2 separate regions of the Homo sapiens genome follow, and region 1 is linked to region 2. A link is an interaction called in ENCODE POLR2A ChIA-PET data of the cell type or tissue named here. Cell type or tissue: Caco-2. All regions are shown on one strand. Links, peaks and the distances in the headings refer to the core of each region. The heading gives the core; the rest is flanking DNA. Region 1 overlaps FARP1 (FERM, ARH/RhoGEF and pleckstrin domain protein 1). Region 2 overlaps FARP1 (FERM, ARH/RhoGEF and pleckstrin domain protein 1).

Region 1 (15,782 bases), core at 3,160-11,159, 70 kb before region 2:
GGGATTACAGGCGTGAGCCACCGCGCCCAGCCCTTCCTGAATTTATATACGACATGTGAGATCATATCCAGCTGTTTAGACACACACACAATTAGGTGATTTTAACTGTGCTTCTCTGAGCTACACCCATCCCTTGTTGCTTAACTGTAAAAATGTTTATTTAATTTCTACTTGCAACAACTCATGTATATGGGGCTTCTGTTCTGCTGGAAGCTCTGGATCCTGTGGCGTGGGGATGCCGTCACAGACTTCACAGTCTGATAGAGGAGGCAGCTGATATAAGTGCCACCTCCATATGTCAAGCTGCATGTCAGATGGTACGCTGGGACTAGTTGATTCTCTGTGACTTGCCGCAAAAGTTCCTTGCCACAGTAATCCCTTGTTTCCCAAGGGTGATGTAGATCATCCTATGTGACAGTAACAATAGGCTAAAAACAGCCAAAGGACTTGAAAGCGCTTTTTTTTCCCATTTTTTTTTCCTAGAGTGACTGAATAATGAGGGCAAAATGGGTGTCAGTGGGCATGAAATGAATGAATGCCATTTGCACCAACCTGTTTTAGATGAGGAGGGTGGGACCTGGTGAGGAGTGACCACTGGGTGAGCATTCTGTGTCAATGGATTTCCAGCTCACATTGGCAGCGATTTGTACATTATTTCATCCCATTCCTGTGTGATCCATCTGAAAAGCCGCGAGACAGAGGGACACACATTCATTTTGGTGTCAAAGATCTGGGCTTCAGTCCCAGTTCGGCCACATACTAGCTGTGTGGTCTTGGGCAGGTTTGCTCTCTGGGCCTCTGTCCTGCTCTGTAAAGCAGGATTCACAATAGTGACCTTGTCCTTTGGAGGAAGTAGGAGGTGAAGTCCCTGGGCCCAGCTCAGCGTCCACAGCAAACTCCTATCAGGCCTGATCACCCTGGTGTGAACATTAACCCAGAACTAGCTTACTTACTTGCTCTGCCAAGAAGCAAGAGTTCTGGGTTGGTCTGAACTACTCTTTGGAAAAACTACTTTTGGCAGATTTCAAACCAGTTCCTAAAATTTCCATGTATTACATTTAGATTAAAGAGGAAAAAACAACCCCAAGATGTTCTTTAATTATCAATAAGACACACATTGAAAATTCTACACGGATGGCATGAGGCCGGGCGTGGTGGCTCGCACCTATAATCCCAGCATTTTGGGAGGCAGAGGTGGGTGGATCGCTTGAGGTCAGGAGTTCGAGACCAGCCTGGCCAACATAAGTGAGACCCCATCTCTACTAAAAATACAAAAAATTAGCCGGGTGCGGTGGTGCACGTCTGTAATCCCAGCTACTCAGGAGGCTGAGGCAGGAAAATCTCTTGAACCTGGGAGGTGGAGGTTGCAGTGAGCCAAGGTCACACCACTGTACTCCAGCCTGGGTGATGGTCAAGACTCCCATCTCAAAAAAAAAAAAAAAAAAAAAGGGGTGGTATACAAGTGCAGAGAAAGGGGTTATTATTTCACCTAGGTGTTAAATGAATAGCACAGTAAGAAAAAATATTTTTACCTAAACGGTTTCAGCCACAGGCTAAATCTGGACAAGGGCCACCACTATGTTTTTCTTAAAGATACACTCACACTCTGACTTAACCCTTTGATACCGTGGCAGCATGGTGCAGACTGACTGCAGTTGTCTTTGGGGCGTGTCTTCCTGCTTCACAGTAACTGCTTTCACTGCTTTGAGTAAACTTGGCCTCTGCACCTCTGTCTGGTTATTGGCTGGATGTGGAAAGGGCCGGTTGTGTCGGCCGAGCCCATTTTCCCTTCGGTGGTGTTGTAAATGCTTTCTGTAGCCTGTCCAGACTGTTTTGCTCAAACCTGTTCTTGACTTTTCTGCTGGTCTGCTGCTGTGGTTGGGGGTTGCAGACGCTCCCACCCCCCCATATCCTTCCCAAGGTTGGACTCTCGGCCTATGGAGGGCTGCTGATGAGGCCCGTGGATCCTTCTCAAATCCAGTTTCTATATCCTTATTGGAAAATGTTCCAGCCCCGTAGGTCCACACAAGCTGAAGGGATGTGCCTCACAGTTCAGAAGCCTTCAGGCAAGGTCAACAGAAACACGACGGGAATCCAGACAGTGTATGTCCCCTCACCCTGCAGGCGCAGCCGCGGACCTCAGGCCTTTGCCTTCCCACCGAGGACTGCAGGACGTGCTGGGTTCCTGGGGCCTCTGATCCTGGGCCTTGTCCAGTGATGTCTGACTGCTGTCTACTCACTTTTGGTTAACCTGCAGTACACCTCATATCCTGTTTCAAAATGAAATTGGAAGGTGGGGCTCCCTCAGGGGCAGCAAAGCTACAGCTTCAAGGCCAGACACGGATACTTAAAAAAATCTTCTAAAATTGTGGTAGAGTACACATAACATACAATTTATCATCTTCACCATTTGCAAGGGCTCAGTTGGGCAGCATTACATACAGGCACATTGTTCGACCTCCAGAACTTTTTCACGCTGCAGAACGGAAACTCTGTATCCATTTACATTTTTAACTGGTTGAAGATGGAAAAAGAAGGCTATTTTGGGGACATGTGAAAATGACATGAAATTCACATTTCAGTGTCCAGAGATGAAATTTTATTGACTAAAGTCCTGCCCATTTGTTTTGGGGTTGCCTGTGGGGGCTCTTGTGCCACAGCAGCAGAGTCAAGACCAAGTGGACCACAAAGCTGAAATTTGTGCTGTCTGGCCCTTTGCAGAAAAAGGTTGCCGTTGCCTGGAATAAATAGGTTTGCATGTATGGAGGATTCAGCTGAAGATAAGGCCATGGGGTTGGGTCAGCAGGAAGAGATACTGGCCAGCAGAAACCTCTTCCCACTCCCCAAAGCACATCTACGCTGACTAAAGATTCTGTTTCTCCCTTCTCTTTTATTTTTTGAGATGGAGTCTCGCTCTGTCACCCAGGCTGGAGTGCAGTGGCGCGATCTCAGCTCACTGCAACCTCCACCTCCTGGGTTCAAATGATTCTCCTGCGTCAGCCTCCTGAGTACCTGGGATTACAGGCGCCCACCAACACGCCCGGCTAATTTTTGTATTTTTAGTAGAGACAGGGTTTCATCATGTTGGCCAGGATGGTCTCGAACTTCTGACCTCAAGTGATCCTCTTGCCTTGGCTTGCCAAAGTGCTGGGATTACAGGTGTGAGCTACTGCATCTGGCCTTTCCCTTCTTTGTGTGTGTGTGTGTGTGTGTGTGTGTGTGTGTGTGTGTGTATACAGCTTCCCAAGTAGCTGAGACTACAGGTATGTGCCACCACGCTCGGCTAATTTTTATTTATTTTTATTTTTTTATTTTTATTTTTATTTGTAGAAACGAGGTTTCGCCATATTCCCCAGGCTGGTCTTGAACTCCTGGGCTCAAGGGATACTCCTGCCTTGGCCTCCCAAAGTTCTGGGATTACAGGCATGAGCCATCATGCCCAGCCTCTCCCTTCTGGTAGCTGAGTTAAGGGACTCTGTGGATGGCTTTATTGTGCAGCTATAGTATTTAATAAATATTGGTAATTTACTGGCTTTGTTTTAATATTAAAATTATGGTAAAATGAACTGCCCTGACCCTTGATATGCTTGTTTCTACCCTACCTTCCCTCAGTCAGTCAACCTCATCTAAATATATCTCCCTGCAGTTCTAATGGTGATCTTTCTAGGTGAATGTCATGAGCTGCTTTTTGATGCTCTTTCATTATCTGTGAAAAAGGATAAAAGTAGTTAAGTGGATAACTTAAGTATAAACAAAATCTTCATGGATTCTTTTAGCAGGAAAATGAGCTTGAATTGAGTGGTCATTTCTGTTCATTAAGTTCAGATTTTGAGGCCCTCCCCGCCAAGATGATTCTAGTTACTAGTGCTTACATTCGTGTACTGTGTTCTAAGCCATTTGGCATCTCAACAGACTCATCCACAGCAGCCCTATGAAATTGATGGGGCAGATATTTCTATTTGCTTTTGGCAAATGAGGACATGAGGCTCATGAGGGGCCTGTCAGGCCCAGAAACACTGAACCTTGTCCCACTCTTGGGTCAACATAATATTTAGCTTTCAGTGACTGCTCATTCTTGACCTTGTTGTTTGTCAAGGAAGGGGTTGGGGAAGAGAAAATTTAATTTGTTACTATTTTTCTTAACTACTGGGACTATATTGCCTGAGTGAGTGGTCGGGGGGTGTCAGCGAAGATGTTGGTTCAGGTAAGAATAAAATTCAGTTGTTATTTATTTAAGACTTACCATGGGCTGGGCCCAGTGGCTCACGCCTGTAATTCCAGCACTTTGGAAGGCCGAGGTGGGTGGATCACTTTGAGTTCAGGAGTTTGAGACGGGCCTGAGCAACATGTCTCTACTAAAAATACAAAATTAGCCGGGCTTGGTAGTGCACGCCTGTAGTCCCAACTACTTGGGAGGCTGAGGCCAGAGAATCACTTGAACCTGAGAGGCGGAGGTTGCAGTGAGCTGAGATCACTGAATCTAACTGAAAGGCTTTTGAGAATAGGTAATTTTATAGAAGGAGAAATGCAGTACATAAAATTGGCTTTATGTTTATCTTGAATACCAAGAAAATTGTTTTTCTTGGGTAAATTTAGGTGATTTTCCAGTGGTGCTTTCTTGCACATTTGACCATAGAAGAACATGTGTTAAGCCCATCCCTTCTCATTTGGTCAAGGTCCATCCTTGGTCTCTATGACAGTTGAATGAAGATTGAGCTGTTCACACATCCTCAGTAATATACAAGTAGTATATCCGTCAAAAGGGTTTTGTGCTTATTTTCCAAGAGCTCTCGGTGCTCTAAATTCTTTATATGAACATGTAAGATTGCACATCTGGTTTTAAATGTGGACATGGGCATTGTAGGGTCCTGGTTTTTAAACTATTCATGACTTACAATGCCTCAGCGTATCTTCCTTGGGAGAATTCATTTTGTTGAATGCTCATCCTGAGGACGCAGCTCCCTTCCTAGAAATGAGGTAGCTCCTGGCACCTTGAGAGTTCCTCTGTGTGCAGGAAACCGATGAGTTTGCAGATACCAGCTTCATGATAGCCTGACTGAAACTTGTTGAGGAGCAATGCAGGATGGTGAATATTTTCATGATCTAGATCAGTTAACTCATCCTGCACATGGCTAACTTTATGTCATGAGAACAGATTTCTTAGCCTGAGAATTGGGACAACTTAGAAATTGGGAAACTAAGCATGTATATCTTTTAATTTTTTTCTTTTCTCTCTTCTCTTCTAAATGGAACATTCACGCAAGGCAGTGTACAGAGATGGTGTGGTATACTGCAGAGAGCAGGGGCCCCGAGGGCAGGCCAGGGTACGAGTCTAGATGCCACCCTCTGAGCCATCGTTTCTTCACGGTTTTACATTGCTGTCCTCTGAATCAGAAATCATGATGTAAGACGAGGCGAATTGCAGTTGTGTGAGCTCTCTTTTCATGAAGACGATTATACATTTTGCTGATGTCTCAATAATTTCCCAAGTCAGGATGACAGAAGAGCTGAAAGCAGCCTACTTAGGATTATTCAAGGAAATGAAAGAACTGTTTCCTTCATTCATAAACACCTGAGAGTCTGCTCTGGCTTAGACACTACGCTAGTTGTTGAGAAACAACTCAACAAATTAGGCCGAGAATCTGCCCTAATGAAATCTAGAGTTTGGAAGAGAGAACACATCTACAAACCAGCACACGGTGACGACTTTTTTCCAAGGACCCACTTGGCGTCATTTGCTAAATGCTCCTCTTAACGGTGGTGAGTCTTATCTCCTCTTACATTGACAGTACTGACAAGTATACATATATATATTTTTAAATTTTACTTTAAGTTCTGGGATACATGTGTAGAACGTGCAGGTTTGTTACATAGGTATACATGTGCCATGGTGGTTTGCTGCACCCATCAACCCGTCATCTAGGTTTTAAGCCCCACATGCATTAGGTATTTGTCCTAATGCTGTCCCTGCCCTTTCTCCCCACCCCTCGACAGGCCCCAGTATGTGATATTCCCCTCCCTGGGTCCATGTGTTCTCATTGTTCAGCTCCCACTTATGAGTGAGAACGTGTGGTGTTTGGTTTTCTGTTCCTGTGTTAGTTTGCTGAGAATGATGGTTTCCAGCTTCATCCATGTCCCTGCAAAGGGCATGAACTCATTCTCTTTTAAGGCTGCATAGTATTTATGGTGTATATGTGCCACATTTTCTTTATCTAATCTATCACTGATTTGATAGACTGTATATCAGTATATCACTGATTTGGGTTGCTTCCAAATCTTTGCTATTGTAAATAGTGCTGCAATAAATGTACGTGTGCATGCTTCCTTATCATAGAATGATTTATAATCCTTTGGGTTTATACCCAGTAATGGAATTGCTGGGTCAAATGGTATTTCTAGTTCTAGATCCTTGAGGAATCGCCATACTGTCTCAAAATACATTTTTTTTTCTTTTTCTTTTTGAGGTGTAGTCTCGCTCTGTCTCCCAGGCTAGAGTGCAGTGGTGCGATCTTGGCTCACTGCAACCTGTACCTCCTGGGTTCAAGTGATTCTCCTGCCTCAGCCTCCCAAGTACCTGGGATTATAGGCGCCTCCCACCACGCCAGTCTAGTTTTTGTATTTTTAGTAGAGATGGAGTTTCACCATGTTGGCCAGGCTTGCCTTGAACTCCTGAGCTCAGGTGATCCGCCCACCTCACCCTCCCAAAGTGCTGGGATTACAGGTGTGAGCCACCTCTCCTGGCCAAAATACATATTTTTTAAGTACCTCAAAATAGCCCTTTTGCACGCTAATGGAAAGCCCAACAGTCATTATGATAGAGAATAATCTTCAGTAAAAGATAAGGAGGAAATTTTAATTTGGGAACCCGTTCGTGAAATGCATACCCTTCTGTTTTCCCTCTGACTTCCTTGTCCTTTGTGTTTAGGAGCTTAAGGGATCCTTCTGTTTAAGTCACTAGGGGCTCAATATTAACGTGCAGATATGTGGGGAAAATGTCACTTGTTTGGTTGCAGTTTTGCCAGCTCTAAAATCAGTTGGTAGTGGCTGCCTGGAGTATCTTGTCCTGAAAGATTGGGAGTTTGAATTGAGGATCAAAGGGGGTGTCAGAGATTAGTGATGTCTTCTGTCAGGAGGGCTGGTTGCCATGGTTGCTACCCTGGCTTGAGCTCCTATCAGCTCACATTTCAGAGATGATTAGTGAGGATTATAAGGATTGGGCTCAGAGTGGGGCCATGGGGCAGAAAGAAGACACTGGCTGAACTATTCTGAACTCTTAATGGGCACCCAAAACAAGTATGTTCAATTTTGTCAAAAGCTAGAAGGGCCCTGGCCACACTTGTGTTAATGGAAAAACCAGACTCCATAAAATATTCTAAAGAGGTATATTCTGAGCGAGTATGAGAGACTGGGAAACGTAGTCTGAAGAGGTCCTGAGAAAGTGCGCCCAAGGTGGTTGGGTTACAGTTTGGTTTTGTATATTTCAGGGAGACAGGAGTGCAGGTGAAGACATGAATCAATACAAGGTTAGTATGCGTTGGTTTGCCCTGAAAAGGTGGGATATCTTGAGGCAGGGGCTTATAGGTGGATTCAGAGATTCTTCAATGTGTCATTGGTTAAAAGAGTAAAGCTTTGTCTAAAAATGTGGAGTCAGCAGAAAGGAATGTTTAAGATAAGGACGTCTGTTAACCAAGATACTGGGTCAGAGTCACCTGTAGGGATGTGGGACTTAATCCTTGTCTGTTTGGCCTTAGGTCCTTTGATGTCTTGCTGTCACAAAGAGTCTGTTTTGCGAATCTTATGATCTCTAGTTTAACATTAATGCTGGTCAGTTGTGCCTAAACTCCAAAAGGGAGGGGATGTAACGAGGTATGTCTAACCTCCCTTCCCATCCTGGCCAGGAATTCAGTTCTTAAGGTTCTTCTGAGGTCCCGTTAGCCAAGAGGCGTTTGTTCAGTTGGTGGAGGGCTTAGGAATTTCTTTTTAGTTTACACTGAAATGAGCTGTGCAAGGCCTGGGGCCTCATCTCTCTAACTTCTTGTCCACGGAAGCATCTGGCACAGTGGGCATTCAGTAAGCGTTTGTTGAAGTAACAGTGATGAAAATCATATTCTGTTGATAACATAGCTCGTGTGAAGCAGCAAATGCTATTTTGTGTGTAGAGAAATAGAAGGTCAGAGCCCACAATGAACTAAGCTCTGTGAGGGCCTCCAGGGAGACCTCCAAGAAGTTCAAGGTCACACAGTAGCGGGCCCAGCAGAGCAGGGATTTGAACCTAGGTTTGCCTCATAACAAAGCTCATCTTCTTTCCCCCACAAAAGGAAGTGTGAGAATGATGGCGGTCAATGACAGACTTAGCCACTTATAATCAGTTTTTGTTTAAAAATGACAACACCATGGTTTGACCTGGGTAGGGAGGAAGAAATGGAGTTTGCTAGGTCTGGCTGTTGACTGTGGTTGCTTCTGAGGGGACAGACTTTTCAGGGCAACCACCCTCTCCACCAGCATACAGAGATTGCTTTTTTAATCTAGGATTGCTTTTCTCGTCATACTTTGTCCCTATTCAGATGTACCTGTAGGCCTGGTTATTTTGTCTGTGTGATTGTTAGAGGAAAAAAGTGAAAAGATTTGAAAAATGATCAAGAAGAGCACGAGATATCCCCAGGTTATACAGAGAGATTCCCTGGAGGCTTTGTTGGCGCACAGGGCCATGCTTGGTTTAGAAAAGGCAGCGCGGGGCAGCGTGGGGCTCCTCCGGTTTCTCTTTGTCTGAAATGCTGAGTTTCACAGGCTCCTTACTGAGTTCAGATTTCCCTGGGGCAGAAGAGACTGAGGGAGGAAGGAAGGTTGCCGTTTATTTCATTGATTAATGGCAACAACTGCAATTACTTTTGCACCAACCTAATATTTCTACGATAATAGTTTTTTTTTTAACACAGCAAAAATCAGGGATTGAAAGTTTGAAACCTGAGCTTTTAGGCAAACTCCTCCCCTAAAAGTAAACAATGAGATAAACAGCAGCCTTTTAATGGAAAAAACTGCAATTACTTTTGCTCCAACCTAATAATTTACTTTCTGAAATCCTCCCCAGCAGACTTCCTAAAATCAAAGTGACCGGATGGTCCCATTGAGAGGATTTCAGTCTAAACATAAAACACTAGTAAACGATTACTAACCAGCTCCCAAGTTGGTGACCATCAAAAATCTCACATATTAAAAGCTGGTACCAGTATCCTTCAAGTAAGTGAAAACCTCCTTTAATATGTTAGGGTTTTATCTGGACATCAGGTAAATTTTGTATTCAGATCAGATCACTTTATTCTCAAGGTTTTAATTTAGGTCAGATAATAGATGCTTGGCTATAACACTATCTGTTTGTTCCTAAAGTAATATGATTGTATTAAAAAGTGTTCTTCAGCCATGCAATACTGTATTCATCTTGCCATCCTTGAGTGAGTCAGTGAATTATCTTGTGATACAGGACTGCATTTATCTGACAGATATCTTTTGAAAGTAACATGATATCTGTGAGAGGTCTGAGGCTGTGATTTCACTTTGGTTTTCTGTATGTGATTCTGTAATAAGTTAATGCCTTAACTTAAACTCTAATGTTACAGAATATCGTAAACACGAACAGATGAATTCAGATTCCTTTTCAAAAGTAGATTTGACACACTGAGCTATTTATGCATGGAATACATGATGTCAGAGATTTGCTTCCACATAGAATAGGTGGCAGTGAATGTGGGTAAGGAGAGAGAGAGAGAGAGAGAGAGAGAGAGATAATATTTATATATTTTTATATATATTCATATATATATATGTAGGTGAAACAGGATTGGCCATGAGTTGATGATTGTTGAAGTTAGGTAATGATTTGGTAAATATTTTAAAATATTTTATGAATTTTTAATAGGTTTAATTGTGTTTTCCTAAAGGCAAAATCTGACAAGCTTCTAGGGAGGAGATTGGCAGAATAGAGTAATTCCTAACATTGTTAGAGTTTGAAAGGAAATGGTCCCCCCACTTCTTTTCTCTTTCTCTCTTTTTTTTTTTTTTTTTTGCATCTCTGAAAGACTGAGCTGAACGATTGTGACAATTAGTTAGTATATAAAATGTCCCACTTTCCTGGTGAGTGGTTGACATTGGTGGCTAAGCAATTTCAGGCATGAGAAGAGAATAAACCTTTACTGATTAATGGTTGACTTGTGACCTCCTGGTCACTTTCTGGGCTGGCAGCAGCATGATTTGTGTAACATTTAAACATAGTTGAGAATCATAAAATATTCTTTTCATGCATTGATTTCTTAATGCATTTTTGAAGTGTTTTCATTAAGACTGGAAAAATTATGATCTGTGTGTGAAACTGACAAAGGTCGGCGGGGGTATGATGGATGTCATTATGGAAAGTCCTAAGTGATCATGGAAATCCCTTCTTCCTTTTTCTGAGGCATACAGGCAGATGGAATTCTGCCTTGTTTCATGTTGACATCTCTGCATGTTCATTCTGAGAGGCTCACAGGATGGCTGGCCTGGCTATCCCTGAGGGCTCATGGCCTGTCCCCAGAGGAATTAAGCATAGCTGAAGGCTAGCCTTCCCTCTATTGATGTAATTGATGAAATGAGGAAGCAAGATGCTAAGAACAAGACCCATTTCTCAATTATTGAGTGTTGTAGAGTCTCTGAAAAAGATATTTAGAAGCACCAGAGCCTGCTAATTTTGCCTGGGGTTTAGGATTTATATATAACCAATGAGACAGAGCAAGAATTCCCTTTTGGGCAATATGGTCTACTCTGCCCTGTTTATGGAGTTGTTGATTCATAATATTATGGCATAACAGTTGAAAAAAAGCAAAACACAAGATTATAGGTAAGACTTGATTACAAAAGCTATGTGATGATTTTGTACTGGTACAGACAAAAGAGAGGAGCTAAACAAATGTAAAAATAATTGGGTTAGGGTAGAGGGGATGTGGATAACTTTTTTTCTTGCTTAAAAGCATCTTTATTATTATATTGTTTTTACGTTTGGATTTTGTTTACAAAAGAACCAAAGTAAGTCATCTTCTTGGTATTCAAAAGTTCCAAAGATGGAATTTTCCCATCAGAGTGCGATGGTTTAAATAGAAGTTAGGTTCCTAGGAAGAATAAATGAACCATAATATAATTGCATAGGATGTAGAATATCCATTGCTTTCCCCAAGACCAGAATGATACCTCTCACAGGCAATGCGAGGAGTCCTCCACCCCTGCCACCCACACTGGGTGTGTGACCCAGCAAGGGGGCATGGGTGGGGTGGGAGGAAGGTAAAAAGGGGAAGACCACAATAGCTGTTCATATACAGGATTATTTGCTATTCTGTTCTTAAAGATTGCTTGATATTTTGTTTTGATTGCAAAAGGTGATTGATATGAAAATGTCAACATTTCAAACACAAGTATTCGTTTTGTTCAAAATGTTTGTTAGATCAAATCAGAATATGATCCCAGAACATGTCTGAGCTCTTGGATCTGCTCTAGAAAAATACACACACACACACACACACACACACACACACACACACACCCCATATGTATATATTAGAAGCAGGGAGTGGCTCTGTCACCCAGGCTGGAGTGCAGTGGCATGTGTGGTCATAGCTCACTGTAACTTTGAACTCCTGGGCTCAAGTGGTCCTCTGGCCATGGCCTCGCGTGTAGCTGGGACTGCAGACACACACCACCTTGCCTGGCTAATTTTTATTTTTATTTATTTATATATTTTCTGTAGAAACAGGATCTTGCTTTGTTGCCCAGGTTGGTCTTGAACTCCTGGCCTTAGGTGATCCTCCTGCCTCAGCCTCCCAAAGTGCTGGTTTTATACCATGCCTGGCTTTAGAAAGAAATATATTAATTAACATCTACAAAGAGATGATCCATGTCCACATAATTGGTTCTGCTTATTCAACAAGCCGTTTTTCAGTGCTGAGACTTCCTCTGAGGAGGTATGGGTGGTGGCGCTGGGAAAGGGGTGAGGCCTTCTGGGAGACCTTCGGGGACGCCACCTTGAGGGTGGAGTCCTGTGCTAGTGGCAGAGCACTGTTTAGAGTCAGCCGAGTGAGTCTCAGTTCCCTGGGCTTGTTTTATGCATGCGGCGCCTGTTTCAGGTTCTCAAGAAACATGGTATTCAGTTCATTGAGAGCACTGGTTCTTCATGCCAGCTGCCTATTAGAATCATCTAGAAATCTCTTGGAAAACATGGATGCTCAACTTCCACCCCCCAGAAATTCTGATTCAATTGGTTGGGCGGGGGCCTAGGCATTGTTATTTCTGAAAAGCTTTCCAGGTGATTCTATTGTGCAGCGAGGGTCAAAATCTGGTGATCTGTTATTTAACAAGCTATTGTTTTAAATGGTCAAAATCTGGTGATCTGTTATTTAACAAGCTATTGTTTTAAATGGTCAAAATCTGGTGATCTGTTATTTAACAAGCTATTGTTTTAAATGGAGCTTAAGGGGAAGTATTACTGTGACTATTCAAAAGAGCTGTGTTTTCTTCTACCGGTCCACAGTGAGACTTTAATATCCAGGGTGTGTGTATGAGTGAGTGAGTGTGTGTGTGTGTGTGTATGTTCTGTGTGTCTTTGTGTTGTGTGTGAGTGTATGTGTGAGAACATGTTGTATGTGTGTGTTGTGTGTGTATGTGTATATTTTGTGAATGTGTGTATGTATGTGTGTGTGTGTGAGAGTATACTGCAAGTGTGTGTATATGTGTGTGAGTGTGAATGCGAGAGTATATTGTGTTTAAGTGCGTGTTTGTGTGCACGTTGCATATGTGTGTGAGTGTGCTTGTGTGAGCATTGTGTATATGTGTGAGAATGTGTGTGAGACAGTGTTGCAAGTGTGTGAGTGAGTGTGTTGTGTAACTCACCAGATGACCCTAATGTGCAAACAGGGTTGAGATCCAGAGCTGTGTCTGAGTGTTGTCTGTGTCCTCCCTGGAGAACATCCTTCGTTTTCTGGTTCGGAGTGTATATTGATTGGCATAATAACCACTACTCATCAGTAAACCTGTGTAAAGACCCATAAGACCTGCTAGCTGGGAAAATGGTAGATTTTTCACTTCTTCACTTCTACATTTCTACCTTGTGGTTTCATGGACTATGTCATAAATTTATTAATATTAATTATGAACACTTATGAAGGTGTTTTGATACCTGCTGTGACGAGGCTGCATTGTTTTTCTTATCATTTTAATGTTATTTATTTATTTATTTATTTTGAGACAGAGTCTCCCTCTGTTGCCCAGGCTGGAGTGCAGTGGTGCGATCTCGGCTCACTGCAACCTCCGCCTCCCGGGTTCATGCCATTCTCCTGCCTCAGCCTCCTGAGTAGCTGGGACTACAGGCACCTGCCACCACGCCCTGCTAATTTTTTTTTTTTTTTTGTATTTTTAGTAGAAATGGGGTTTCACTGTGTTGGCCAGGATGGTCTTGATCTCCTGACCTCGTTATCTGCCCGCCTCGGCCTCCCAAAGTGCTGGGATTACAGGCGTGAGCCAACGTGCCCGGCCCATTTTAATGTTTTTTAATCCAGATAGGCAGCATGCTAAATAAATAGTAAATTTCTAAGTACAATAGAAAAAATTGCTCATGAAATGTGCCAGTATTAACATTTATTTCTTCCATTACATTACTTTGAAAATTTTGTAGATTCAAGAGAATGTTGAAGTGGTGGTTACTTTTGTTTTCCACATTGATTCTCTTCACTGAGAATGTTGAAATAATAATGATTGTGAAGTGAAATTTCTTTTTATTAATGCAATTAAAAATTTGCTCCCCCTTGCATATGCCATTTGAAACAAATTCCACACATATTACAGTTTTACAGCAGTGCTGAATGGTGGAACTGCTGTGATGATGGAAATGTTCTGGGCTTCTGCTGTTTCAGTAGCCACTGGAAATGTGGTTCTGGATTGACTGAGCAACTGAATTCTTAATTGTATTTAATTTTAATTAACTTACTAGCCACATGTGGCTAGTGCCCGCCCCAGTGGGCAGAGCACGTGCAGAGGCTGGTTCTGTTCGGCTTGAGAGGAGCTTGGGTGGGGCCCCTGCAGCAGAGTGACAGCTGCCCCAGGGGATGTCAGGGACATCACCATTGCATATACCCTGGTAGGTGGGTTGTCTTCTGAAATCCTGTGCCTTGCTACTGTTACTCGTAGAGGCTTGGACAAGAATCAGTGATCCCAAGAAAGGATGTAGGATGTGGCTTTGTGGGGTATGACGTAGCTCAGATTGAAGACTTGTGGCCCCGGTACCAGGCGACGCCCCCCCTCTGTCTTCCGGGTCTCCCCCACGTTCTCCGCTGTCTGACCCTGATGTGCCCAGCACCTTTCTCAGGTGTTTTCAGCCTCTCCCTTGCTCCTGGCTCCTCCCAGGGGGAGGTAACCATTGCCACATCAGTGCCCCTGTGCCCTCCCCTGCATGCCCTGCTCCCAGCCATGCATGTCGCCTCCATTTCCTCTCTGCCTGCAGTGCCCGTGGCTCCCCTCCATGACCTCAATGCTGACTATTCTTTTGAGGAAATCCTTCTTTAACACACAAATCAGCTGGCGTCACTTCTGCTTAAAAACCAGCAGTGGCTTCCCCTAGAAAACAGCCTCCTGGGTGTGCTTCCGGGGTCTCCGGGATCAATTCCCCCATGCCCTCCCCCTCCACACCCAGCATCAGCTGGTTTTCCAGCCCAGCCCCGAGCCCCCACGGGAAATGGCCCGAGCTGGTGCAGCCTCAGCTTTCAGGCCTCGGCGGCTGCTCTCATGCCTTCCTGAGCAGTTCTGCCAGGCTTCATCCCAGGCTCACTCTTTCCTCATGTCTTGGCCGAGAAGACCCTTCTTTAGGTGTCCTTCCCATGTGCTCCCCGCTCACCCCAGCTCTCTGTCTGCTCCTGTCTGTGTCCCTGTTGAATCCGTATAGCTGCACAGAGCCTGGCCGGACACCCGGTGTACTGTCAGCACCCACGACTGTGGTAAACGAGCAACTTGAACAAGTTCATCATGTAACCCAAACCCTGGGGGGTTTCTGTTCACAGACACTTCTTCAAATCCTAAGTTTGACAAATTAATGAATTTTTCCAGAAAACTCAACTGCCTGGACTTCATCCCTCAACTTCTTTACTGATCGTTTACTCAATTCCATTGACTCCATTTTTATTCTTCATTTTACAAAAGCACGATCGTATTCTTTCTCTGGATGTTATTAGCCCACTTATTTAGGGCCCATGGTAGTTTAATCAGAGAAAATAGATGGCTGGGTTCGTTCTGAGAAAAGCAAAAATACAGAGAGGGATGTTTTTGTTAGGAGTGAATTTTTAAATTTACACCTAACATGATTAATGTAATCCTAATCTGTTACTACTTAATGCAATTAAAACTTTTTTGGACAATTATGTATTATAAATAGTAAAAGCAAAAATATATTTATTAATAATGGCTAGTTATAAAGTTTATTTCAGGTTGGGCTCAGTGGCTCATGCCTGTAATCCCAGCACTTTGAAAGGCCGAGGTGGGCAGATCATGAGGTCAGGAGTTGGAGACTAGCCTGGCCAACATGGTAAAGCCTGTCTCTACTAAAAATGCAAAAATTAGCTGGGTGTGGTGGCACGCACCTGTAATCTCAGCTGAGTAGGAGGCTGAGGCAGGGGAATTGCTTGATCCCAGGAGGCGGAGGTTGCAGTGAGCCGGTTGCAGTGAGCTGAGATCGTGCCACTGTTCTCCAGCCTGGGCAACAGAGCAAGACTCTGTCTTGG
Region 2 (15,782 bases), core at 4,196-12,195:
TTTGATACACACAGGCAGAAGGGCAGTGTCAACTCATCCCCTGTAATTCATTCTGTAAATTTCCCTTCACCATCACGGTGGCAGCAATAATAAAGAATGTGTATCATGTGCCAGGCCTTTTGCTAGGTACTTTATGGTCATGGTTTCATTGAATTCTCACATTAGTCTTAAAAGGGAGATAATAATAGCATAAAATAGCATCTCTAGCCCTTTCATGACTCATGTGCTGTGGACTAAATTGTACTCCCCACCCTAATTAATTTATTGATGCCCTACCCACCATGTGGCTGTATTTGGAGTAAGGAAGTACACTAATTAAGGTAAAATGAGGTCATGAAGATGGAGCTCTGATCTGATAGAACTAGTGACCTTAGGAGAAGAGACACCAGAGGGCTCTCGCTTGCTGTCACTCAGCCATGTGAGGACACAAGGAGAAGGTGGCCATCTGCAAGCCAGGCAGGGAGCCCTCAGAGAACCAGATCAGCTCGTACCTTGAGTGTAGACTTCACACCCTCCAGAACTGTGAAAACATCAATTTCTATTGTTTAAGCCACCCAGTGCGTAGTGTTTGGTTATGTCCACCTGAGCATACTAAGTCATCACGTTTCCATCTGTGTTTACCTAGCAAACTCCTACTCATCCTTCAGGACCCATTCAAGTGGGCTACTTCTAAAAACACATTAGGTACTCCACTCTCAAAGAACACCTCCATCAGGGAGAATAGCCATTTGCTCTATTCTCTGACTTTCTACAGCTTTTTGCTAGTTCCTCTAACATGCCACTTACCATGTACTCCAATTTAGCTGGTTATTTTTGTACATCATCGACGGAAGTAGTCCATTTTCACACTGCTGTTAAAGACATACTTGAGACTGGGAAATTTATACAGGAAAGGGGCTTAATGGACCCACAGGTCCACATGGCTGGGGAGGCCTTACAATCATGGCAGAAGGCAAGGAGGAGCAAGTCATGTCTTACATGGATGGCAGCAGGCAAAGAGAGAGCTTGTGCAGAAAAACTTTTCCTTATAAAACCATCAGATCTTGTGAGACTTACTATCACGAGAACAGCATGGGAAGTACCTGCTCCCATGATTGACTCACCTCCTACAGGGTTCCTCCCACAACACATGGGAATCTACAATTCAAGATGAGATTGAATCTACAGTTCAAGATGAGATTTGGGTGGGGACACAGCCAAACCGTATCACTGACCCAAAGAGAGATGCTCATCTTCTTGCTTTCCTTTCTGTCTGCTTAGCATAGTGACTGCACACTGCAACTTGCTCGATAAATACACCGCAGCCTCCTCAAGCCATCATAGTTATTAATACCTCTGCCCACCTGGTCAAAATCTGCCAAAGGGCTGTAGGAAAATCTGTGACATTGTGATGCCCTAAGATGAGATGGGTCGAGAGTTGGTGGGTTATAGGATTTTGAACAATATTCTGATAGGTATCAGTGGTAGGGAGAAGGGCACAAGGCCTTCGAGACCAGCCATTCCCTTCTACTGAGTGAGAGCATGCCTTGGTTGTCATGGTTACGCTAATCCCAAAACAGCAAAAATGAAACACTTCCCAAAACGGCTCTCTGTAACCCCAGGAGGTGCAAACCTTGTAAACCTGGTCAAACATTATCAAGTTCTGTCTATGAGATGATTTCCACAAGGCAGTACTTTAGCTCTCTCAGGTAGGGAATTAATTGATTTAGATGATTTAATGTGGTAGGGAGAGGGAGAATATACTCCCAACCTATAGAAGGAATGGTGTCTTTATTCTTTTAGAAAAGAAAACAAAACATACTCCTGCTTAAAACTTTGTTATAGAAATAACCTGAAGACATAGAAATGTTGTTTCTGTTGTTGTTTTTGTTCGTTTGTTTGTTTGTTTTGAGACAGGGAGTCTTACTCTGTCGCCCGGGCTGGAGTGCAGTTGCGTGATCTTGGCTCTCTGCAACCTCTGCGGAGAGGTTGATTGAACCCGGGAGGGTTCAAGCAATTCTCCTGCTTCATCCTCCCAAGTAGCTGGGACTACAGGCACGCGCCACCACGCCCAGATAATTTTTTTGTATTTTTAGTAGAGATGGGGTTTTGCCGTGTTGGCCAGACTGGTCTCGAACTCCTGACCTCAGGTGATTCACCCGCCTTGGCCTCCCAAAGTGCTGGGATTACAGGTGTGAGCCACTGTGCCCGGCCTAGAAATGTTTTAAAGTCACAATAAACTGGAGCAACTTTGAGTCATAATTTGTAATAGCTTGAAGCGCTGTGTGAACATGCATGCTATTTAGTATTCAGTGCGTACTTGCCAGGCTTTCCCCATGAATGTAAACCTCCTCCTAAGTTTAATTTTATAGGCTCCAATGAAAAGCCAATTGAGGATGGAGAAGGCAACAGGGACACAGAGCATGGAGCCAGCCAACTGGTTGGTGCGCTAGATTAAAATTCAACTGCCTTTTAGAGCATCATTAAAAGTAGCCATTAAAAGAAAAGGACAAAAATTTCATTACATAGTTTCACGAATTGCTGGTTTGTTATTCCAAAATAGAACATTATAGTGACTGTTTGGCCTCTTATAAGGAGAACCCTTCAGGAATATTACGATTGAGACTGATAGTGAACGGGGTGGTTTCTTAGAGCTGATGGGAGCCTTAGAGAGATCTACCCCCAGCCCCAGCACAAACCCTTGAGGACATCATAAACATTCATTTGGGCCAGGTGCACTGGCTGACACCTATAATCCTAGCACTTTGGGAGGCCGAGGCAGGATGATCACCTGAGCTCAGGAGTTTGAGACCAGCCTGGGCAACATAGCAAGACCTCGTCTCTACTAAAAATAAAAATAAAAACATCAGCCAGATGCGGTTTTGCGCTCCTGTAGTCCCAGGTTCTTGGGAGGCTGAGGTGGGAGGATCGCTTGAGCCCAGAGATTGAGGTTGCAGTGAGCTACAGTGGTGCCACTGCACTCCAGCCAAGGCGACAGCAATACACTGTCTCCAAAAAAATGTTTAAATAACAGAAATAATTACTTTTCTTGGAAAAACAACAAAACACTCATTTGTCATCAGATCCTTCTCATATTAAACCATTACTCACATATATGGGTTTTCAAATGATGCCTAGATAAGTGGGTTTTGCTTTCTTGTGTATAGTAGTCTGTGTAGCCGTGTGTGTGTGTGTGTGTGTGTGTGTGTGTGTGTGTGTGTGTGTGTGTGTTTTGAAATAAGTTAACCTTTAAGAAAATACTTTCACTGATGAATTTTCCACAGGGCCTTTTTTCTTGAGTTCTGTCAGCTTAATCTGTGCTGTTTCCACCTTTTCCCCATTCAAACTTGACTTGTTTACAGGTTTGGTTTTTTAGCAATAAAAGGCTAGTGGATTTGTGGCTCTTGAATCTATCTCATCGTTGGCTTTCAGTGCAAAGCCTGCCCCAAATGCATAATTTGCCATTATTTCCAAAGATGTTCAGTTTATTCCTTTTTTTGCCAGACATATAAAAGAGCTCTTTGGGTAAAGAAATATTAGCAATTATTTAGTGCATACACATGGATAGTCACCCATTTTCCTCATGTGATAAGGTCCTACCTCATAATATTTTTCGAAGATCTCATGTAAAGAAAATAGATTCTTTGTTTTCTTATTTTTAAAAGTAGTGTTAACAGATTGCATTGTGAATTACCGTTTTCAGTTGTTTATAGATGTGAGCCCTGTTCCTCAACTACTTTTTCTCCCGTCTGCATTTTTTAAATTGTGGTAAAACACCTGTAACAAAACTTACCGTTTTTACATGTGTAGTTCAGGGGCATTAAGTACATTCACTCAGAGGCACTAAGTACATTAAGTACATCCACATCGTTGTGTGATTATCACCACCATCCATCTCTAGAACTCTTCTTACCTTGCAAAACTGAAGCTCTGATCCTGTTAATCACTAACTCCCCATTTCCCCTCCCCAAAGCCCCTGGCAACCCCCATTCTACTTTCTGTCTTTATGAATTTGCCTGCTCTAGGCACCTCATTGAAGTGGAATCGTCCAATATTTGTCCTTTGATGACTGGCTTATTTCACTTAGAACAGTGTCTGTAAGTTTCATTCATGATGTAGCATGTTCCTGAATCTCCTTTCTTTTGAAGGTTGCATCATCCTCCAGTGTGTGGAATCGTCCTCCTCATACTGTTTATCCATTCATTCAGCAGTGGACACCTGGGTTGCTTCTAGCTTTTGGCTATTGTGAATAATTCTTCTGTGAACGTGGATTTACAAAACTCTGCTTTCAGTTATTTTCGTTGTATACTCAGAAGTGAGATCGCTGTATCCTAGGATAAGACTATTTTTGTAATTTTGAGAAACTGCTGTACTGTTTTTCCATAGTGGCTGCACCATTTTGCATTCTGGGATGTGACGTGGAGCAGAATTACCTTCAGAGTGAAGTTCAAAAACTCACTGGGAATAAGTACAGAGAAATGATGCTGCAAGCTGATGAAATAAATTTACTATAGGAACAAAAGGAAGAATCATTTTCTTAATGAAATACAAGCTCTTTCTTTGCCTCTCTTCTCCGAGAAGCTTCCTCAGAAGCAGGCTTTAACCTGGTGTGCGTTGACACACTTAGATAGTTCAGGACCCCTTTCTAAAAGAAAGGGAGAGGAAGTCCTTGACCATGAGGGTATCTTTATGTCTTGAAGCGCTTTAGGCTTAGCTGCCCGGTACACATTGGGGTGTTAATGCACAGTCCACGTAGCACATTTGTATTCGTCCATTCTCACAGTGCTATAAAGAACCACCTGAGATTGGGTAATTTATGTAGAAAGGAGGTTTACTTGACTCATAGTTCCACAGCCTCTTCAGGAAGCATGGCTGGGAGGCCTCAGGAAACTTACAGTCACGGTAGAAGGTGAAGGAGAATAAGCACGTTTTACCATGGTGGAGCAGAAGAGAGAGAGAGCCCAAAGGGGGAGGTGCCACATACTTTTAAACCATCAGATCTCATGAGAACTCCTCATTATCAGGAGAACAGCAAGGGGGAAATCTGCCCCCATGATCCAGCTACCTCCCACCAGGTCCTTCCCCCAACATTGGGAGTTACAATTCAACATGAGATTTGGGTGGGGACACAGAGCCAAACATATCACCATTGTAGTGCCATTTACCCATGCCATTGTCATGTAGTGGGTGCATTTCAGCCCTTAGTGATGTTACATACGGAGTTTCCTTACAACCATAGATAGAGCCAGTATTCACAGGGGAATTTGTGTAATGCTTTATGGACATCTATTTTACAGATGAATTTTAGAAGCTATAAATATACTATTGAAACTATAAGTTGACATCACCCTATAAAAATTTGGTGCCAAAGAAAAGTCATTTTCTATAAACATTTTGTATAAAATAATTTTAACAGTTTTAAGGATCGACTTGTGATTTATTAGCTAGATCCTAAGTCTCTACTGCAAACCCATGACAATGCAGCTAGTTAATCATCATCGTTTCACTTGTCTCTGACAGGCCCTAAGGAGTGTGCAGTGCTGGGGCGGCAAGGCTGCAGGTTCTAGGACTCAACACGCCCTCATATTGTATGCACTCCATACATTCACAGAAACCGCTGCTGACTCGTTGGAGTACCCAGTGTAGATGTTAACTCTCCCCCTCCCCTCTTCTAAAGCGCTCAGTTTAACACCATGTCCATAAAGACATCCACTGTATATTAGTTTTTTTTTTTTAACTTTTTGAGATTTCTAGTATTGAATTTTTAAGTCTCATTTCCCAGACTCTGTAAATCTAGATGAAGTTATCAAATTCCCTTAGTTCCCAGAACTCTTTGGGAAATGTGAGTGCTTGCCAGCTGGTCAGATAATTGGTGGTTTATTTTCATCACAGATAGGAAATGTTAAGAGTTATGAGAAAGAAGGTTCTGAAACTGGAATGTGTTCTTCCTTTAAAAGAAAATCTTACAGTATGGGAATTCTTCCACAAGTTCTTATCCTTTGGTCCATTTTTATAATGTTCTATTTTTCCAGGCTGGAGTGCAGTGGTGTGATCTCGGCTCACTGCAACCTCCGCCTCCCAGGTTCAAGCAATTTTCCTGCCTCAGCCTCCTGAGTAGCTGGGATTACAGGAGCGGGCCACCACACCCGGGTAATTTTTGTATTTGTAGTAGAGATGGGGTTTCACCATGTTGGCCAGGCTGGTCTCGGAACTCCTGACCTCAAATCATCCACCCGCCTCGGCCTCCCAAAGTGCTGGGATTACAAGCGTGAGCCACCATGCCCGGCCTATAATGTTCTTATTAATGTCTGCAGATTTTATTGGAGTGAGAGGTGGACCCCGAATAAGTTGCTGTGCATAAGTTAACCATGCAGCTCTTGGCAGCTGGTGTGGGGACTCAAACCCAGGATTAGGGACTGGAATGGAGCAGCTCATTGCTCCCTACATTAACCGACCTGGGAAATGCTTGTCTGACCCTGTGTGTCGGAAACAGGGCACATTGCTGTAGCAAAGTGGTGAAGATAAGATTGGTGATCAGTGTTCCACTCTGCTCTCCTGACCCATTTCCTCTGGATAAGCATGCCTGGAGAAGAGGAGAGCTTGGCAGGGAAGAATGGGGGTTCCACGCAGTCACATGTGACTCCTGACATTCCTGCAGGTGATGTGACTCTGCCACTGTCAGGCATTTAAGATCTAGAGCCTGGAGAGTTTGGGGATCATCTGTGCAGAATGTGTATCTTCTGGATTGCAGTGAGGGCGAATGTGGGGGTGTAAAGCGGCATCTGTTAAAAAAAAAAAAGTACTTAATGTTGAGCATCAAGCAGCATCTTTCTTGGCTCCTCTGTTTCATGCTGGTACAGGCTCATGGACATGTCCATCCGTGTACTTGGCGGGCTTTGACTCCTGCTGTCACTCAGTCTCCAGGGTTACTAATTGGTTCCTAAAATGCTCTGTTCTCAGGGAAGAGGTGAGAAGTATAAAACAAGTAACTGTGGGCTGGGTGCAGTAGCTCACACCTGTAATCCCAGCACTTTGGGAGGCTGAGGCAGGCCGATTACGAGGTCAGGAGTTCGAGACCAGCGTGGTCAACATGGTGAAACCCCGTCTCTACTAAAAATACAAAAATTAGCTGGGCGTGGTGGCGGGCGCCTGTAATCCCAGCTACCTGGGAAGCTGAGGCAGGAGAATCACTTAAACCCAGAAGGCGGAGGTTGCAGTGAGCCAAGATCGTGCCACTGTACTCCAGCCTGGGTGAAAGAGGGAAACTCCGTTTCAAAAAAACAAAAACAAACAACAACAACAACAAAAATAAGTAACTGTGAATGGCAATGTCGTGAAAGCATTTGTCTCCCAAGATTTGATCTATATGGTGGAATTGATCCATTTTACTATCAGTCACTGGGAATGTACATAGTGAAAAGAAATTGAGGCATATGATTCTAAGCTCTTTAGGGTAGAACGTGGGTTCTTATATATAATATTCCCTTTCCCTATAGATCCAGTATGTAGAAAATGCATGAATAGTATTGATTTCAGCAGACATTGATTGATTGCCAGGTGCTGTGCTAGGCAATAAGAATACAAAGATGACCAAGTGGCCTGATACTAACTGGGGACATAGACACATAGGTACTAAACCATCTATAATACAGTGGAATGGATAACTTTTATTGATTTGTTCATTCGTTTCCACAAAATTGGTTGGTCTTTAGGCATTGTGGATACAGGGATGAACAAAATATGGCCTTTCCCTTCAATGTGGGTATAGTCTCGATGAGATACTGCACAGAGTGCTACAGGAATGTAGAGGAGGAAACCATCCATGTCATATTTGTGGACAAGGAGAGAGGCACAGGGACAGGGCTTTGACTGTTACAAAAAAGGCCTGGGGTCATGAGTTGAAAACTTAATGTCCACATAAAACCTGTCCAGAAATATTTATAACACCTGTATTCATAATTGTCAAAACTAGAAGCAACCAAAATGTCCTTCAGTAGGTGAATAAACTGTATTACATCCAGACAGTGGAATATTATTCCACAGTAAAAATAAACAAACTGGCTGGGTACGGTGGCTCGTACCTGTAGTCCCAGCACTTTGGGAGGCTGAGGCAGGTGGATCACCTGAAGTCAGGAGTTCGAGACCAGCCTGACCAACATGGTGAAACCCCATCTCTACTAAAAAATACAAAAATTAGCGGGGCATGGTGGCAGGTGCCTGTAATCCCAGCTACTCGGGAGGCCGAGGTAGGAGAATCACTTGAACCTGGGAGGCGGAGATTGCAGTGAGCTGAGATCGCGCCATTGCACTCCAGCCTGAGTGACAAAAGCAAGACTCTGTTTCAATAAATAAATAAGCTACCAAGTCATAAAAAGACATGGAAGGGGCAGGGCACAGTGGCTCATGCCTGTAATCCCAGCACTTTGGGAGGCTGAGGGAGGTGGATCACCTGAGGTGGGGAGTTTGAGACCAGCTTGACCAACATGGAGAAACCCCATCTCTACTAAAAATATAAAATTAGCTTGGCATGGTGGTACATGCCTGTAATCCCAGCTACTCCAGTGGCTGAGGCAGGAGAATCAGTTGAACCCGGGAGGTGGAGGTTGCAGTGAGCTGAGATCACACCATTGCACTCCAGCCTGGGCAATAAGAGCAAAACTCTGTCTCAAGAAAAAAAAAAAGACACAGAAGGATCTTATATGCATATTACTGAATGAAAGAAGGCAGTCTGCAAAGGCTACGTACTGTATGAGTCCTGTATGAGTCCAGCTAGATGACATTCTGGGAAAGGCAAACTATAGAGACAGTAAGATCAGTGTTCGCCAGGGATTAGGAGGGAGGGAGGGAGGAATAGCTGGAACACAGAGGAGTTTTAGGGTGAAATTCATATGAAGCAGTGAAACTATTCTGTATGATGCTGTAATGCAGACGGGTCACAACACATTTGTCATAGAACTTTACAGCACACGGAGTGAGCCTTGTGTGAGCTATGGAGTGTGAGTGATGATGCTGTGTCAATATTGGCTCCACAACTGTAGCAAATCTCTACCACCAAGGTTAATAACGGGACACTGTGTAGCGCGAAGAAGTTTTTGCTCAACTTTTTGTAAACCTAAAACTACTCTAAAAAAATAGTCGATTAATTGAATAAGGTGGGAGGAGTGATGCCTGGCGTTGGAGTGGGAAGAAAATGCTAAGAGATTTGCATCCAATTTTGGGAACAGCAGGTGCTGGGATACGGAGGTGTAGATGGGGCTGGCGTTCAGGGTGTCACGGAGGTGGGCGGTGGCAAGCTCTGAAGGACCTGCAGACTTAGGAATCCAGAGGTTTCCTGCAGCGAGGAGCTGTGGTTTGTTTTCATCCGTGCCTGCCTCAGGGATAACCCCTGTTGTTTCTGCTCACAGCAAAGAGCTCCTGGGAAGGTGCTGCTGGATGCAGTTTGCAACCACCTCAACCTCGTGGAAGGTGACTATTTTGGCCTCGAGTTTCCTGATCACAAAAAGATCACGGTAGGTGATGTCAACTTAATGTTACTATTTTACTGTCTGTTCATCTTGGTGGGGGGCTGGGCAGGGGCCAGTCTAAATGATTGTGAGTGAGATATTTTCATGCTGTCTGTTTTGTCTGTGAAGTCTTCAAATCTGGTGTGTATTTGACACCTCAGTACCTCTTGGTTTAGACTAGCCATGTTTCAAGTGCTCAGTCATCACATGTGGCCAAGGGCTATGTATCGGCCCTCACAGTTCTATACCCAAACTAATATGTTTGAGAAGCTGTTAATGCATTTAAAAGAGAGTGTGATATGATCTGATTTCTGGTTTAGAAAGAGAACTGTAGGCAGATTGGAATAGGACCAGACTGGAGTCAAGAAAGCCATCAGGATCTAGCGATGAGTCTGGTTGGAGATGGTGCTGGCTAGAACTAAGGGAGAGTAGAGGGGCTGGCAGGAGCTGGATGGATTCCAGAGGTGGGGTTGGGGGCAGTAGGAGAGGATGTGATTGAATGAATACCCCTGTGGAGGAGAGGGCTTGGAGTGGCTCAGTTTTCCAGCTTTGCCATCTGGGTGGACAGTAGTGCCCATCCCTGGGGAAGACCATGCCCGGGGGTGAAGATGAGTCCCATTCCAGCTTGAGGAGGCAGGGGCATCCGTGGCATTCAGTGGAGACATCCAGCAGGCAGTGCCAGAAGGTGTATTTCCTGGAGCACGGGAAAGAGATCTGGGTGGAAATTTGGATTCAAGAATCTTGTGATTATTATGAATGTCTGTCGAAGCTCTGAAACGGGATGAGAACATTCATTGTGAAGAGAAGGTGGCCACAGGTGGGACGGCAGCATCTACGGGAAGAGCCGTCAGAGGCAGTGCAGATCGAGCCTGGCTCTGAGCAGAGCAGGTGGTGAATGAACGGATCTGTCATGGGCCTAAAAATGAGAACAAGTTGTGTTTTCTCAATTTATTCCCACCTCCAAACACTCTGTCGTTTTCTAGTTTGTACTTCAAATCCAAGATTCCCTGACTCCCAGCCCTTTTTACAGTGTGGCATATGACCACAGACCTGCCAAATCTCATTCTGCCTTCTCCTATTCAGCTAACAATTATTTTGTGCCTACACTGTGTCTGGCATCAGACTTCACATGAAAGGTGAGATAAAGTGACAGCTAGCAAGAAGTAGTTACGGTTTCCATTCACTAGGCACACACAGCTTCTGAAGAGAGTCCAGGAAACAATTAGAGTGTAGCAAGTTATGCGGAATATTGTTTCATGCTCTTATTTCATGGTAAAATAATGATTCTCAAAACACCTGAAGATACCGTTATCTCATTATTTCTAACAACCCCGTTCTGTGCCTGCCTGAATTCCTTTAAGCTCCTGATGGCTTTCCTGACTCCAGTCTTGCCCAATTCCAGTCCTGCAGGAGCTGTTTGTCTAAACCAGAAATCGGCAGCAGTGTTTGGGCTTCACAGCTGAGGGCGCTAAGATTCTAAGAATTTCCCCATGTCTGAATCTACCAGTTAGCTAATGGCACAGCTAAGATTCTGTGTTCTTCTGACTCCAAGTTCAGCGTCTCTTCTGTTAACCATAGGTGCTTCTCTTTTGCTAGAATTTGTAAGCCTATTGTTCTTTCTAGGTACCGGGCAGGGCTGACTTCTTTCAAGTTGTTACCAGGCTTGACTTTTATGATTTCACTCCATTCTTACACTATTGTTTAGGAATGTATTCAACTGCAAAATAAAACCCACCGTTGATGACTTAAATAAGTAAGTGTTTGTCACATGTCACACAAAAGCCGCCCCATGAGTGCTTCCTATGTGCTGGAGTGTTCTAGTCCCTATGGGTACAGCAGCACGCATGACCCACGTTCTACAGCAGGGGTCACACCTTCTTTGTAAAGGGCCAGAGAGTACTGTAGGCCTTATAGGCCATGCAGTCTCTGCTGCAACTATTTGAATCTCCCCTTATCATGCAAAAGCAGCCACAGATAATATGTGAATGAATACATGTGTTTGTTCCAGCAGAACTTCATATAACAGGAAGCCATAGTCGGCCAACGCATGCTCTAGAGAGTGATAACTGCCAGGCACCGTGCTAGGTTCACATATAGTGTTTCATTTATTCCTGCAACGGTGCATTATAGCCCCTTTTTCTGATGAGGAAGTTAAGCCTTAAAGAGGTTAAGTTGTTCACCCAAAGGCACACAGCAAAGAAATGGGATTGAAGCTCGGATCTGTAGAAGTGCCTTCCCTCAGTCATCATCTTGTTCTGACCATATCACTAAACTGACTTGACTCTCTGTTAATTACTGAATTCCAGCCTGAGCTAATTGCATATAATTTTTTTTTTTTTTTTTTTTTGAGAAGGTGTCTTTCTCTGTCGCCCAGGCAGGAGTGCAGTGGTGCGAGCTTGGCTGACTGCAACCTCTGCCTTCTGGGTTCAAGCAATTCTCCTGCCTCAGCCTCCTGAGTAGCTGGGATTACAGGTGCCCACCATCACGCCCGGCTAATTTTTGTATTTTTAGTAGAGATGGGGTTTCACCATGTTGGCCAGACTGGTCTCGAACTCCTGACCTCAGGTGATCCGCCCGCCTCAATTTTTAAAAGTTCTTTTGAGGCCGGGTGTGGTGGCTCATGCCTGTAATCCCAGCACTTTGGGAGGCTCAGGCAGGAGGATCACTTAAGGTCAGGAGTTTGATACCAGCCTGGCCAACATAGTGAAACCCCATCTCTACTAAAAATACAAAAACTAGCTGGGTGTGGTGGCGCACGCCTGTAGTCCCAGTGACTCAGGAAGCTGAGGCAGGAGAATTGTCTGGACCCAGGAGGCAGAGGTTGCAGTGAGCTGAGATCGTTCCACTGCACTCCAGTTTGGGTGACAGAGTGAGATTCCATCTCAAAAAAAAAGTTCTTTTGATAGAATGGATCTGTGGTAATTGAGGGGATGCCGTAAATGACTGGAGGAGTTATAGGGATTGCTGCCAGGGTCTTGGGTGTGTTCTCTCTCTTGATCTGGATGCTGGTTCCGTGGATACAATCAGTTTGTAAAAATCCAGTGAGTTCTGCCTTACAACATGTGACATCGATAACTTCAATAATAGTTACAGATGCAAATGCAATGAAAGTTCCAAAATGCAATGAAAGCACACAGTAGCAGAAATGATGACCAAAAGGTCATCAGACAGAGTCTATTTTGGAAGTGCCACAGGCCAGTCTTGCTTGTATGAACTGAGGAAGAGCATCTCACCTTGTGAGAATCGTAAGCACCAGCTGGATTTTCCCCTCTGCCCCAGACACAGTTGCTTGACAATGTCTCTTAGCGTGCAACCCAGTGTCTGGGATCCATTGAAGTGTTCCAAAAGCATTATTTATGGAAACTTGTTACCATCGTCATCTTCGTAGTTATTATTTTTTTAATTGTGGTCAAAAACAAGTAACACATTTGTAACCATTTGTAAGTGTGTAGTTCAGAAGTGTTAACTACATGTACTTTGTCGTAGAGCAGATCTCTAGAATTTTTTTATCTTGTGAAGTGGAAACTCTACACCCACTGAAGAACTCCCCAGTTCCCCTTCCCCAGCCCCTGTTCTACTTTCTGTTACTGAGTCTATCTACTTTAGACACGTCATCAAGTAAGTGGAATCGTGTGGTCTTTGTCTTTTCGTGACTGGCTTATCTCACTCAGCATAATGTTCATCTGTGCAGTGGCATACAACAAGCTTTCCCTCCATTTTAAGGCCAAATACCATTTCCATTGTGTATATTCACCACGTCTCCAGTATCCATTCCTCCATGGATGGACACTTACATTGCCGTCACCTCTTGGCCATTGTGAGCCATGCTGCAATGAACGTGGGTGTGCCATCACTATTATTTTTTAATATCACCATCGTGACTGTCACCTCTGCCAGTCTTCATTTGGGAGACTGTGCACCTGTCTTCCAACCTGAGAAAAAGCATGGTTGGTTTCAAAATGCCCAATCATAGGGCTGTAACAACTGGGTTCACCCCATTTCTCTGTGTGTGATGTGTGGGAAACTAGTTTCCCCCAAGCACCTGGCATGTCAGGTTGTGAATCCTTGTCTCTAGGCAATAAGTTGTTGAATTTAGGCAGCTTGAATTTCTGCCCAGCCTTCTGTCTTTCTTCTCATCATTTCTGTCTTATAAATACCCAAGTCAGAGCCTTATTCATAGTAAGGATGTGAAGGAGTTTAAGGGGAAAATAAGGGTTTTTCATAGTCTAAGACGTGTTTCTCAAGATTGTAAATAAACTACTGATCATTATGAAATAATTATGTTCTACCCTTAATTAGACTTGTCCCAAGGCTTGTCAATTAAAAGAGTTGATTGCAGTGTTGACACGCAAGCTTGGCCTGCTCTTGCCCTTGGCTCTTGTCCTGCTCTTGCTCTTGTCCAGCACTGTCCCTAAAGGATCACTCCACAACAGAAGTGTTTTAATCAGCTGTTTAAAAGTATAGATTGAGCTTTCCATGGCAGAAACACTACTGATCATGGGAATCAAGACCCCGTGCTTATTACGGCTGCTAATTGGTACATAGAGTCTGAAGGCTGGGAAAGGGCCAGAAAGCCATTAGATGGCCATGGGGGCGAGTTCCGGGAGCTGGCCAGGGGACTCCCTCGAAACGGACTTTGCAGGATTCTTGCTAAAACTGGACACGGAAGCCTGAGGCTGAGGCCTCATGGAGAAGAGGAGCCTGGCTGAAGTTCAGGCCTGGTGAGAGGCTTTGTTACACTCAACTCTGTCTTCACAGAGCAGAAGCATCCGTAGACGATGTGAAATGAATGGATGTGGCTGTGTTCCAATACAGCTTTATTTATGGGCACAGAGATTTGGCTTTTATATAGTTTTCACATATCACGAAATGTGATTCTTTTGATTTTTTTTTTAACCACTGAAAAATGTAAAAGCCAATCTCTGCTTCGGACCTGTGCCAGAACAGGGAGTAGCCTGGCCGTATTTGGCCCATGTGCCGTAGTTTGCCAATCTCTGTGGTAGGTATTCTATAACCCAAATTTTACAGTGAGCAAATCCAGAGAAGTAACGTGCCCAGTCCTTAACAATGAAATGTGTAACCAGGATCCACACAGAGCCTCTCTTAGCTAAAGCTCATGTTCTGTATGTCGCATGTGGCTGCCTGTCCTTGGATCTCCCGTCGGAAAGAGCTGCACAAACCGTAACAGCAGAGATAGTTGTATACGGAAAATTTATCTCATTGGCCTATTGAGGCTAGCTGGAAAAGCTCTGCATTGTGGCTTGCATATCTGTTTAAACATTCGCTTTGTCATTTAGCTGCTAGGTTGATTCTTAACTTCCTTGATTTTGCACTTCATCTGAGAAATGAGAGGAATAAATGACCATTTTACAAGGTTATTATGAGGGCTAATCAGATACTTTACAATGATGAGCCCAGCAGGTCTCATGGCACATAGTAGGCACTCAGATATCTGTTGTATTTCATTTTTGCAATCTAACTCAGAAACCAGTGAAGCCAGCCCACCACTGTTTTATTAAAATGACATTGTGGCTGGGTGGGTGGCTCATGCCTGTAATCCCAGCACTTTGGGAGGCCGAGGCAGGCAGATCACTTGAGGTCAGGTGATTGACACCAGCCTGGCCAACATGGTGAAACCCCATCTCTACTAAAAATACAAAAATTAGCCCGTTTGGTGGCACGCGTCTATATTCGCAGTTACTTGAGAGGCTGTGGCAGGAGAATCACTTGAACCCAGGAGGCGGAGGATGCAGTGAGCCGAGATCGCACCACTGCACTCAAGCTTGGCGACAGAGCAAGACCCATCTCAGGGAAAAAAAAAAAAAAAAAAAAAAAAAAAAAAGACAATGCTTACTGGCCTGATAAAATCAATTCTGGTTTCTTATAAATAAATACTGTCGAAGCTCCAGGAAGAAGATTGGCACCTTGTCATTCATTTTCTGTCCTCCATGCTAGGAGAAAAGCTTTGTCAATAGTGGGACTGCTTTTGAGGGGCAGGAGGTCATGGAAACTGCAGTTCCCGGGGATGACGGGCATCCCTTGCTGGAGGTTTCTAGACCCTGCTGGAGTCAGACACACCTCCTTCATCTGTGCTTAGCCGCAGCGTCTGCCCTCGCTTCTTCCTAGGGGTCTGAGGACCTCTGAGGTGAGGAGGAGCTTTTTGAGGAACATGGGAGGTGTAAAGGATGGAGAATGTCACAGGATCGAGGACAGCCTGCAGCTGTGGGAAGCCAGCAGAGGTGAGGTTGTACAGCGGCTCGGTCACCTCGCGGGGCAGCACCATCTAATGGTGACTGTGTT

What was found. ChIA-PET counts read pairs that join two places held together with the same protein. Peaks named below come from ENCODE experiments on the same cell type or tissue, not always from the same donor. Only the 100,000 strongest peaks of a DNase experiment are listed, where the experiment ranks them.
Region 1: POLR2A ChIA-PET joins it to region 2 with 15 read pairs; 2 of 35 experiments call an interaction of 5 or more read pairs at or near these places.

Annotation. Positions count from the first base shown.
Region 1 is chr13:98,265,587-98,281,368 of GRCh38, forward strand. All of the region lies in intron 2 of FARP1 (FERM, ARH/RhoGEF and pleckstrin domain protein 1), which reads left to right. Among named protein-coding and RNA genes, the nearest start is that of MIR3170, 65 kb to the left of the region's middle. RefSeq lists an enhancer at 14,483-14,532. In Caco-2, for the core only: no CTCF peak of the experiment used is centred there; DNase peaks (open chromatin) are centred at 7,155 and 7,765.
Region 2 is chr13:98,334,379-98,350,160 of GRCh38, forward strand. It overlaps FARP1 (FERM, ARH/RhoGEF and pleckstrin domain protein 1), which reads left to right. Exons shown (of 27, transcript NM_005766.4): 3 at 9,384-9,488. Among named protein-coding and RNA genes, the nearest start is that of FARP1-AS1, 94 kb to the right of the region's middle. In Caco-2, for the core only: no CTCF peak of the experiment used is centred there; no DNase peak of the experiment used is centred there.